Linked DNA regions of Homo sapiens: regions 2 and 3 are each linked to region 1. A link is a contact called in ENCODE Hi-C or POLR2A ChIA-PET data. All regions are on one chromosome and are shown on one strand. The core of a region is the stretch at or near the end of the contact, and the rest is flanking DNA. Distances in the headings are between cores, read along the strand shown.

Region 1 (3,540 bases), core at 215-2,714:
CGTCTGGGACTGCGGCACCCGGGTTGAGTCGGGTGCAAGTTTCTGCCGAAAGAGGGCGTCGGTCTGAGACTAAAAGAAATTTGTGGACACGGACGCCTAGTCAAATGAAAGACCATTTTAACACATTTTCAATGTATTTAAATGTGCGGGACTTAATTGTCAGAATTCTCCCGCCCAGTGTAGCCCGTTCACATTGCAAATGACTTGGCTGCAGTAGGCACAGAAGGTCCAGTTCCATTTTGACCCGCCCCGCCGCGCGGCGGACTCCCGCGATGCTCCTCTGGTCACGGACTTCTCCAGAGCCGCTTCCCTCCGGTCTCCACCGCTGCTGTGGCTATGGCCAGTGGGAGGACTGGGTCTCCGAGGCAGGACCTTTCTTGGAGTCGCGGAACCCCAGCACAGTGCCTCGAGCGCTCCAGAGAAGGAGCGGTTGGATCTTTGAGCACTCAGGTTGGAGGGGAGCGTGTGTCGTACCCGGGGGACCTACCGGGAACGTTTTGGGAAAGACAGTCCCTTTATTTAGGTACCTGGTTTAGCAAACAAAGCCCCGAGGACGCTTTGGGGATGCTTTCCAAGCTTTGTGACACCTCCAGAAGTTGAACCATTCCCTCGCCTTTGGGAGCAACAAGTTTCACTTTCCTGCTCTCAGTGCGCTGACAGAGGGTCCGTGAGCTGGGACACTGTGACCTCGGCACCGCTGCGATTCCAGCGCAAACCTGCGTGGCCCAGGGGGAGGGGGCTGGCGCGGGGCTGAGGAAGGCGGGGTGTAGGTGACGCCCGGGCCAGCCGGGCACACCAGGTCCGCGATGGAGCCATCTGCACTGGGACCTTGGTCCTTGTTCCCTGACCTTGCGCCGAGGGACCAGGAAGGTCAGGTGCTCGCCCCGCGTCGGTGCTTCAGGAGGGAATGTGGCCAGAACGAGAAAGGTGAGAGCAAGCGGCACCTAAGGATTTTTGCACCGAAACCACAATTTCTAGAACCATCCCTTTCCCCCAGTCCTGGTTTTTTTTTTTTTTTGCACGGTGTGTGTGTGTATATGTGTGTGTGTGTGTGTGTGTGTATGTGTGCGTGCGCGCGCGCATTTCTCTACTTTAAAGCACGTTTCCTTTTTTGAAGCCAGGAGCTGGAGAGCGTGGAAAGGGAGAGGCGGTGATCGCACAGGCACGCGGCGTGGTGGGGGCTCTTGCCGGTGCAGACGTGGGCGATTTCAGCTTTAAGGAAAAGGCAGAGGGCCTGCGGGGAGTGGTGGTTAGGGACAGGGGCGCGATGGGTAGTGAAGGGGTGCAGGGAGGAGCCCTGATGTAAGAATGTTAATGAGAGACTCCCCCAGCCCAGCCCCCACATCTCCCCACCCCCACCCACCCCACCCGCTGGAAACACAAGCCCGGCCTCGGCGCGCCATGTGTGGTAACACGCTCAGCCGCTGCCACGCTATTTAAACGCGGGCTATGGATCCAGGAACCGGCGCGAATCAATGAGATCAAATGCGAGGGAGATGCACCGTCAATTACAAACACTTGGACAAGTCTAACTTTTTTTTTCTTCTACAAAAACGCTTTCAAAAGCAACCTTAGCAACGCCCAAATAAGAAGCCACCTCTAAGCAAAATAGTATATGTATAAACGGAGGGCGAATATATACAAGTATATATATATGTATATTACAGACGCACAGGTTTACACCCGGTGAACTTTTTCTTTTTCTTTTTCTTTTTTTTTTAAGAAAAACTAGTGACATTGCAGAGAAGGACGCTTCCTCTCTATCTTTTGGCGCATTAGTGAAGGGGGTATTCTATTTTGTTAAAGCGCCCAAGGGGGCGCAGGGACCTTGGAGAGAAGAGTGGGGAGGAAAGAGGAAGGGTGGGTGGGGGGCAGAGGGCGAGTCGGCGGCGGCGAGGGCAAGCTCTTTCTTGCGGCACGATGCCGTCTCTGCTGGTGCTCACTTTCTCCCCGTGCGTACTACTCGGCTGGGCGTTGCTGGCCGGCGGCACCGGTGGCGGTGGCGTTGGCGGCGGCGGCGGTGGCGCGGGCATAGGCGGCGGACGCCAGGAGAGAGAGGCGCTGCCGCCACAGAAGATCGAGGTGCTGGTGTTACTGCCCCAGGATGACTCGTACTTGTTTTCACTCACCCGGGTGCGGCCGGCCATCGAGTATGCTCTGCGCAGCGTGGAGGGCAACGGGACTGGGAGGCGGCTTCTGCCGCCGGGCACTCGCTTCCAGGTGGCTTACGAGGATTCAGACTGTGGGAACCGTGCGCTCTTCAGCTTGGTGGACCGCGTGGCGGCGGCGCGGGGCGCCAAGCCAGACCTTATCCTGGGGCCAGTGTGCGAGTATGCAGCAGCGCCAGTGGCCCGGCTTGCATCGCACTGGGACCTGCCCATGCTGTCGGCTGGGGCGCTGGCCGCTGGCTTCCAGCACAAGGACTCTGAGTACTCGCACCTCACGCGCGTGGCGCCCGCCTACGCCAAGATGGGCGAGATGATGCTCGCCCTGTTCCGCCACCACCACTGGAGCCGCGCTGCACTGGTCTACAGCGACGACAAGCTGGAGCGGAACTGCTACTTCACCCTCGAGGGGGTCCACGAGGTCTTCCAGGAGGAGGGTTTGCACACGTCCATCTACAGTTTCGACGAGACCAAAGACTTGGATCTGGAAGACATCGTGCGCAATATCCAGGCCAGTGAGAGAGGTGAGCAGGGGCGCGTCCCGGGCCCCGGGCCCTAACCCAACCGCTCTCCGCGGCTCTCCCTGCACACTCGTCCACTCTGCAGACCCCACTCCCCACTGCGGCGCTGAGGTCGGGTGCGCGCGGGCACTCGTTCAGGTATGCGCCGTGTGGCTGCGACAACCTTTGACGACCGCCCATCGCGGTGTACGTAGAGGGTCCCAGGGAGGTGAAGGGGTTGGAGGAGAGGGCGTCTGTAGCTCCTGCGTGCCCAGGTCCAACAGGTGCTGTCAAACACTTCGATGTTTTTTCTTCCCAGTTTCCACTTTGCCAGCGCCGGGCTGGTGATTAGGGGGCGCACTCCCAGTGCCTGGCTCCATCCAGGGTCTGAAGCATCCGAGGCGGAAAGAACTTGTTCCCCAGTCCTTTGCCAGCGTGCGCCCCCACTTAGTGCGGAAGCGTCCGCGGACGCCTCGCAGCGAGGCGTCGCCACTTAGCTCGCCCGCTCTTGGGGTTTCTCTGACTGTTGTTTCCACAGACCCCAGGTTTCTTTTAAAGGCTTGTTGACTCACTCTTCTCATTCCTTTCATTTCCCTTCCAGCCCCTTATAAACGAGCTTCTGTGGTTTCCACCAAAAATGCCCCTGTGTGTCTGAATTCTGGCGACACTCACTTCTCCCAGAGTGTTCTGCAACGCAGTTTCTAATGCGCCCAGAGCTAAGCTTTGCGGGAGTGCCTTTTGAAGAAACGAGCGCTGAACCTTCTTTCCACCTGTCCCCCAAGTTTTCTCCATGGGTCTTTGGGTGTTGGAATAAAACCCAAACTGGACAAAGAGCTCGAGGCTGAGGATGGTGGCTATGGCTTCGGGGAGCGGGG
Region 2 (3,907 bases), core at 1,408-3,907, 600 kb after region 1:
TTGCTCAAAAAATCTTTCCCCATTCCACCTAAGCCTCCCTTGCCCTTAGCAATGTGTCTTAACTTTAATGCACTAACATAAGCTAAATAACACAATGACTGAATCACAATGATTCATCCTAAGTGCATGGACATGTATCTAGAATAGCATGATTACATTTATTCTAGTCAAATAATTTGAGATCAGAAAACTAAAAGGGAGAGCAAGTTCAAATGCTGATGAGTAGGATGAAAAGCAGAAGACACAAAAAGAAAAGGTTTTTTTTTTTTTTGAGACTGAGTCTTGCTCTGTTGCCCAGGCTGGAGTGCAGTGGCGCCATCTTGGCTCACTGCAAGCTCCGCCTCCCGGGTTCACGACATTCTCCTGCCTCAGCCTCCCTAGTAGCTGGGACTATAGGCGCCCGCCACGACACCTGGCTAATTTTTTGTATTTTTAGTAGAGACGGAGTTTCACCGTGTTAGCCAGGATGGTCTCGATCTCCTGACCTCATGATCCACCGGCCTCGGCCTCTCAAAGTGCTGGGATTACAGGTGTGAGTCATCGCACCCGGCCGAGAAAAGTTTTTATCCTGAGCTTTGATTGAGAGATATTTTTTCCCAAATCAGATTTTTCCTCCTCTGTATATTTGTGCTTCATTCTTAAACTGTCCTGAATGGTCTTTTGAGACATGTTTGTTCTCATAGTTCACAATGTTAACCAAGCATACTTCTTTGCAAATGCTGTTCCTTCTGGAAAATGCTCACTCTCTTCAACACCCCACTCCTGCCACTCCCCCAAATACCCACAAATCTAGCTGTCTTACTTGTTCAAAGCTCTGCTGAAACATCGTCTTATCAGATAGGTCTTTCCTGACCAGTTTATCCAAATAATAGTTCCACCCCATCACTCTCTTTCTCTCTGACCTTAATTTTTCCCAGAAGCATTTATTACCCATGACATATTATGTATTTTTATTTGTCTGTTTCTAACTAATTAAGTCCCCATGAAATCAGAGACTATGGCTATTTAGTTCCTAATAGCCTATACCAGTTTCGATAAATGACGAATATGCAAAAAGCATTCGTTCTTGGCTGAAGATAGGCAACGGATACAATGGACAAAGGATTCTGTACTTTGGGTTGCAAAGTAACTACAAGACATGTGATTTATTTTATCTTTAACACATTCACACCTAAATCTACATATCCAAATTTGTATTGTCCTGTTGAAGGTCTTCCTCTTTGGTATCTATTCACTTACTCTCGTTAAGCTGCCATTACTTACAATTTCTTGGAGTTCCATTTCATTATTGACATCAGCTCAAATTATTTTGAGTAGCCTCAGCTGTAGCAAATATAGATGAATCTAATTTTCTTAAATAACCCCAAATCACTCAGAATAAGGAATGGCAAGTGGAGTGAATAAGCAGGCTGAGTGATACCAGTTGTGGTCAAATATTAAGGATGACTATAAGGTAGTAAGAGCTCAGTTATTCAGAAACTGGACTAAAGAGAATCACCCACACAAAATGAGTCACCAGTGTTTTTGCACAGGGGCCAAATCATCACAATAAATGCACCATCTTCAAGTCAGCACTCTGAGAGAAAACTGCCATTTTGATGCAAAAATTCTAATCATAGCTTTAAAACTCAGGTCATTACCTCCAGTTCATATAGGAGTCTCAGATTTTTTTCTCTAAAGAGTTCAATGGGAGTTTAAAATAAATAGTTTACACAAATTTCAAATCCTTGAACTCTTAGAGGACATATTTTTAAATGTACATCCTCACATTGTGTTTTCAATTTATAAGACATTATTTTCCTTTTCCTAGAAGCCTAAAGCCATGTCAGGAGACTCATGATTAGGTACTGCAGTGAGAACTATCAGAGGAGAACATGTCCAACAAAATGATCTCTCGTGTTTATAGAAATTCACAGTTTACACAGGAACTAATAAAATGAACAAAAAGGAAGGTTTCCTGACCCAATAAGGTTTCTGGGAAATATCAGCACTTTGTATGAACCAAGCCAAAATGAGGCATTTCAGCCAGTCACAAATGCACACCATGTTTACCACAAATCTGAGACAAAGCTTAGAATAGCTTGAAACTTGAAAAGTACATTAGGTAATATATATAAAATTCTTGGCTGGGTTGTTAAATACATCATGGAAACATGAAGATCCAGTAATGTTTCTAGGAAGTAGACTCATGGGATTAAGAGATCACCTGGTCTTTCTTCCTCAAATTTACCACCAAACATAAACATGCCCCTTGCGGGTAGACAGGCCCCCTTGAAGTTAACTCCCATCAAAGAGATACTTTATAAAACAGGCCTTTTGGAGCTTGAGGTAGGCCAGATAATGCCCCAACAAAGATATCAAATTGTAATTTCTAGAACCTGTAAATGTTATCTGTTAAGTGTTAAATTAAATAAGCAGGAGGCCATTAGCCAGAGGCTCTCTCCATACTTTGAGTTCCTACATAACAAACTATAACCTAACTCAGTAGTAAACAAACCAGAACCTAATTCAGAGTATATTTTGTAACAAATAGCCATTTTATCCAATCACAAACAGCGAAGCTTCAGCCAATCACAGGTAGCCAACAAATTAGACCATATCCGTTAACGCAAATGCCTCATCACACCATGCCCAAATAAGGCAAACATCTAGCTAAAGCCAATCAGGTGATTTCTTCACTTTGGTCCCATGTTAAGCCTATAAAAGCTTCCTGCTCACACAGATGGGTGGAGCTCTTTGAACCTCTGCCAATTCTGAGAAGTGCCCAATTCATGAATCACTATTTGCTCAAATAAACTGCATTACATTTGTCTGAAGATTTTCTTTTAACATGAAGCAAAAGGGATTTTGCAGGTGTGGTTATGTTGAGGATCTTCAGATGGTAAGATTATCTAGGTGGGCCTTAAATGCAATCACATGTATCCTTACAAGAGTGAGCAGAAGGAGATTTAACAAAGAGACACACAGAAGGGAACATATGTTTTCATTCCTCTTCAGTACATACATAGGAGGAGATTCCTGATTGTTTAACATTTTTTGGAACTGCCAAACTGTATTCCAAAGTGACTGTACTATTTTACATTCCCATCAACAGTATATGAAAGTTCTAATTTCTCTAAATTCTCACCAACACTTATTATGATGTGTCATTTTTTCATTATAACCATCTACTGAGTATGTATTATGGTTTTTATTTGCATTTCCCTGCTGGCTAATCATGTTGACCATCTTTTCATGAGCTCATTGGCATTTCTCTATCTTTGGAGAAATGTCTATTCAGATCCTTTGCCCATTTTTATTTGAATTATTTGTCTTTTTATTATTGAGTTGTAAGAATCCTTTATATATTCTACATTCAAGTCCCTTAGCAGATACATAGTTTGCAAATATCTCCTTCCTTTCTGTGTGTCATCATTTCACTTTTTTAAAGAACAAAAGCTTTTAATTACGATGAAGTTGAATTTATTTTCTTCTAAGAGTTTTATAGCTCTTATATTTAGGTTTATTATCTACTTTGAGTTAATTTTTGTGTGTGGTATAAGGTATTAAGAGTATGAAAAGACAAGCAACAGATGGGGAAACAATATTTCTGAATAAAATTTCTAAAAAAAAAAAAACTTGTATCTAGAATATACAAAAAACTCACAAAACTCAGGTATAAGAAAATAATCTAAGTTTTAAAAATAGCAAAAAAAAAATTTGAACAGACACTTCACCAAAAAAGTAATAGGGATGGCAAATATGAATATGAAAAAAAGTTCACCATCAATGATCATTGAGGAAATGTAAAAAAAAGGCTGCAATAAGTGTCATTATTTACTTATTATAATAACTACAATTTAAAAAATCTGGCAATACCAACTGTTGGCAAGAATAAGAAACAAAAACAATATTCCCATTGGTAATG
Region 3 (3,770 bases), core at 648-3,147, 690 kb after region 1:
CTCACTATCCTGACCTCAGGGGGCATTACAGTTTTTTTTGGTTCAAAGAGCATAACAGCCAAGATCAAGTTTAAGCATTTAAATAAAACTACTGAAGATTCTCAGATCACAAAAGAAAAATAAAGTAATATGAAGCAAGATCATCTATTTTATGGAGTATCTTCAGTTATGTCATCTAAAATATCTCCTCCTATGGGGATGTCTCTTAATGTGCCTCCCTGCCTCCATACAGAAGTAGGGATATTTCCCACAATGTACAGTAGGGCCCTCAAATCTATCTCTAATTTTAGACTCACAAAGAGGCAGACTTAAAAGCAGCAGGTGTTCTCCTCCTGTCTAAGAAGTTTCTCCCAAAAATTAGGAGAATCAATGTGCTGTCAGAAGAATGATCCTTTCCAAAAGTGATATACTGAGAGACCCACATCCTTTAGAGGGACCCCTTACCTAGTCATAATGAAGTGGCCTTAACAAAAAAAAAAATCATGTCAGAACACACAACCCAATAGTATATACAGCTGAACAAGATGTACAGATAGGCACGGGGCATTGGAGAGATGAGGCAACAGATAAAAGAGAAAATAATGCTCATAAAGCCTTTGTCCATTATTTCTTCCACCTTTAACGCCCGGCTTCTTCTCTCACTACTATTTCCACTGTTCTATTTCTAACTTGTGCTTTAAGACCATCTTATATGAATTTCACTTCTCTGAAGCTTTCTCCAATCATCATCCTAGTTCAAACTTCTGTAGACATTTATGTGTAGAATAATCATAGATAAGAGAGAGAAAAATATAATCCAACAATCAGAATCCTAGTTATGCCACCCATCAGTAATGGAACCTTGGGCTAGTCATTTACTCTATCTGGGCCTCAGTTTTCTCCTCTGACAATGAAGATAGTATTAGTACCTACCTTGAACAATGATTAAACAGTCTATTAAAGTACTTGATACAGCCTGACATATGATAGGTGATACGGTTTGGCTCTGTGCCCCCACTCAAATCTCATCTCGAATTGTATTAATAATTCCCATGTGTCAGGGGAGGGACCAGGTGGGAGGTGATTGAATCAGGGGGGCAGTTTCCCTCATGCTGTTCTCATGAGAGTGAGTGAGTTCTCACAAAGGCTGATGATTTTAAAGTGTGGCACTTCCTCATTCTCACACGCACTCCCTCCTGTCACCTTGTGAAGAAGGTGCCTGCTTCCCTCTTGCCTTCTGCCATGATCGTAAGTTTCCTGAATCCTCCTAGCCATGCTTCCTGTTAAGCCTGCAGAACTGTGAGTCAATTAAACCTCTTTCCTTTATATTTACCCAGTCTCAGGTAGTATACTTTATAGCGGTGTGAGAATGGACTAATACATTAGGTGTTCAAGAAATATTAGTGATTATCATTATATTATTTTGTTATGTATTATTATCATTTATATATATATATATAACTGTTCACCTAAGGATTCTTAATTCACACTGAGAACCTCTTTTGTAGTTAGTTATTTACTCATCTTATATTTTCATTGGGATTTAAGTTCTTGAAGGTACATTGTTCCAAAATATCTTGTCTGTGGAAGTCAGAGAAATTTAAGGTATTCACAGCTTTAGTGTTAGTTGCTCTCTGGTCACAGAATTGCTAACCTCCCTAATAATGAAAGAACCCCTCTGAATGCAAGCCCAGCCATGCTGCTCTGCAGGGCTAGCTGAACCAGGCAGGACTCATGGTCTCTGTTTCCCTCAGCAATTAAGAAGGATCTAAATGAACATATCAATTCCCCAGCTTAGGAGATGGGGCCTAGGCAGGCCAGCCAGACAGACAACCTGGAGAGGAAGTATAGTTAAACAGGTGGTGACTAATATAACAAAACCTCCTTCCTGTAGCCTTAATAAAAACAGCAAACCCCAGACAGCCTGGATGCCTAGGTCCTGGGCAGCATTCAATTTAGGATGTTCTTTTCCCAGTGAGTCATAATTGCCCTGGTCCTGACACTTGTCACTAGAACAAGGCAAAATCGGTGTAATCACCAGAGCAATTGCTTCAGGAATACATTCTTTTAGTGATTTGGCTGGAGGAAGTTCAAAAATGCAAGTGATGGTTTTCAAATGTGGAGTGACCGGAGTTGCCTTAAGTACTGGGATTTCTAAATTTAAGGAAGAAAAGGGAGTAGAGAGGAGTTATAATTATCAACAAAAGGAAACCAAGTAATGAGAGACTCATCCCACTGTGGATAAAATCAGCTCTGATACTAACCATTGTTGGTCTGCATGAAAATATGAAAAAAATCATCAGATTCCCCAATCAAACAATTAATCATGGAGTTGGTCTGATAAAAAAACAAGAATTGGTGACCTATAAAACAATTGTCTAGGATAACACTCACCTTTTAAGATAAAGCCAGATGAAAAGATGACTAAGCAGGGGAATGAATCTTTGAGTGGTAGGATAGAGCTTAGAGCTCACGGCTGGTGATTTTATTTTCTTGCTGTTAATGTCATTACATTCCTTAAAGGTCCTATAGCCATCTGGATGAAATTAAAATGACAAACCAATATCATCGTCTTATTCCTGGACCACCAAATTTGTAGTTCCTGCTGCTAACGGTCCAATTTCCTTGTAGAGACCATCTAGTTAATTTCTTTGCTTTCTCTTGTTTTTTTTTTTTTTTTTTTTTGAGACAGAGTCTCGTTCTGTTGCCCAGGCTGGAGTGCAGTGGTGCGATCTCGGCTCACTGCAAGCTCTGCCTCCCAGGTTCATGCCACTCTCCTGCCTCAGCCCCCCAAGTAGCTGGGACTACAGGTGCCCGCCATCATGCCTGGCTAATTTTTTTTTTTGTATTTTTTTTAGTAGAGACGGGGCTTCACCGTGTTGGCCAGGATGGTCTCGATCTCCTGACCTTGTGATCCACCCGCCTCAGCCTCCCAAAGTGCTGGGATTGAAGGCATGAGCCACCGTGCCCAGCCTCTTTACTTTCTAAGAATTCCAAAATTATGTATCTTATACTAATTGGTTGACCACTATTCTAAAAAAAATAGGAGTAACTGCCTCTCCTCCCAAATACCAATGTCTTCCCAGAAGTGTGATTAGTACTTAAGAGAGGGAATAGGATAATAATTCATGTAAAACATTTATTATACTGTAATTAAAACCTAATAAATGCTAGCCATTGTTATTATACACGTATATGTTTCAGATATAATTACTTTATTAGCTTTATTACAGCTGATGTTCACACAAAAACAAGTATGCAAAACTTATCATATTGCATTATCTTTACAAAGTAAAACTAAACCTGACCCCAGGCTATCTCTGAACTAGAATGTTGCCTAATATATTGCAGGTGCTCCAAAAGAAGGTGCTAAATAAATAATTGAATGAATGATAGCTGGACAACAAGCACAAAGAAAGCTATAAATCCCAATCCTAGCAGAATTGAAAGCAGATGCTGTAGAGGCAGATTAGAGAAAACAAGAGAATCTCAAAGACTTGATAGTTTCTTTGAGACATTTGACAAAGTTAAGAATGGGATAAGGTGAATGCTAAAGAAAATAGAAAGGCAACTAGAGTTTCCTACACTCAGGGTGGGCAAATTATGACCTGCTGACTCAATCCAGCCGACTGCCTACTTTTGTAAATAAAGTTTTATTGGAGCACAGCCATGTTCATTCATTCATATATTGTCTCTGGCTGCTTTCACACCACAGTAGCAATGTTGAAAAGGAACTGCAACAGAGACCATATTGTCTACGAAACCTAAAATATTCACTATCTGACTATTAT

The links. A loop is a pair of places that touch in the nucleus more often than their neighbours do. ChIA-PET counts read pairs that join two places held with the same protein, here RNA polymerase II (POLR2A). Pooled maps may share reads with other maps.
Region 2: a pooled map of right cardiac atrium shows a loop between it and region 1 (2.8-fold over the local background). The contact joins the enhancer-like site here to the promoter of NPR3 in region 1. A Hi-C loop is called at or near these places in 29 of 168 maps with a recorded cell type or tissue (A673, Caco-2, Calu3 and 20 more), 12 of 37 single-sample maps with no recorded cell type and 38 of 50 pooled maps. POLR2A ChIA-PET finds 5 or more read pairs at or near these places in 2 of 52 experiments (AG04449 and AG04450).
Region 3: a loop to region 1 is called in a map of transverse colon, with 4 times the contacts of the local background. The contact joins the enhancer-like site here to the promoter of NPR3 in region 1. A Hi-C loop is called at or near these places in 5 of 168 maps with a recorded cell type or tissue (GM12878, heart left ventricle, posterior vena cava and 2 more) and 5 of 50 pooled maps. POLR2A ChIA-PET finds 5 or more read pairs at or near these places in 1 of 52 experiments (H1).

Annotation. Positions count from the first base shown.
Region 1 is chr5:32,709,857-32,713,396 of GRCh38, forward strand. It overlaps NPR3 (natriuretic peptide receptor 3), which reads left to right and starts at 1,465. Exons shown (of 8, transcript NM_001204375.2): 1 at 1,465-2,689. The coding sequence starts at 1,921. RefSeq lists an enhancer at 1,826-2,551 and a silencer at 2,427-2,721.
Region 2 is chr5:33,310,639-33,314,545 of GRCh38, forward strand. No RefSeq gene overlaps it. Among named protein-coding and RNA genes, the nearest start is that of LINC02160, 83 kb to the left of the region's middle. RefSeq lists an enhancer at 1,236-2,435. Within about 2 kb of position 2,658, at least 4 of the 41 ENCODE cell types and tissues checked have a DNase peak (open chromatin) inside an H3K27ac peak, as active enhancers do; they include PC-3, PC-9 and mammary epithelial cell, where a contact is called at or near this core.
Region 3 is chr5:33,399,759-33,403,528 of GRCh38, forward strand. No RefSeq gene overlaps it. Among named protein-coding and RNA genes, the nearest start is that of TARS1-DT, 39 kb to the right of the region's middle. RefSeq lists a silencer at 1,685-1,979. Within about 2 kb of position 1,898, at least 3 of the 41 ENCODE cell types and tissues checked have a DNase peak (open chromatin) inside an H3K27ac peak, as active enhancers do.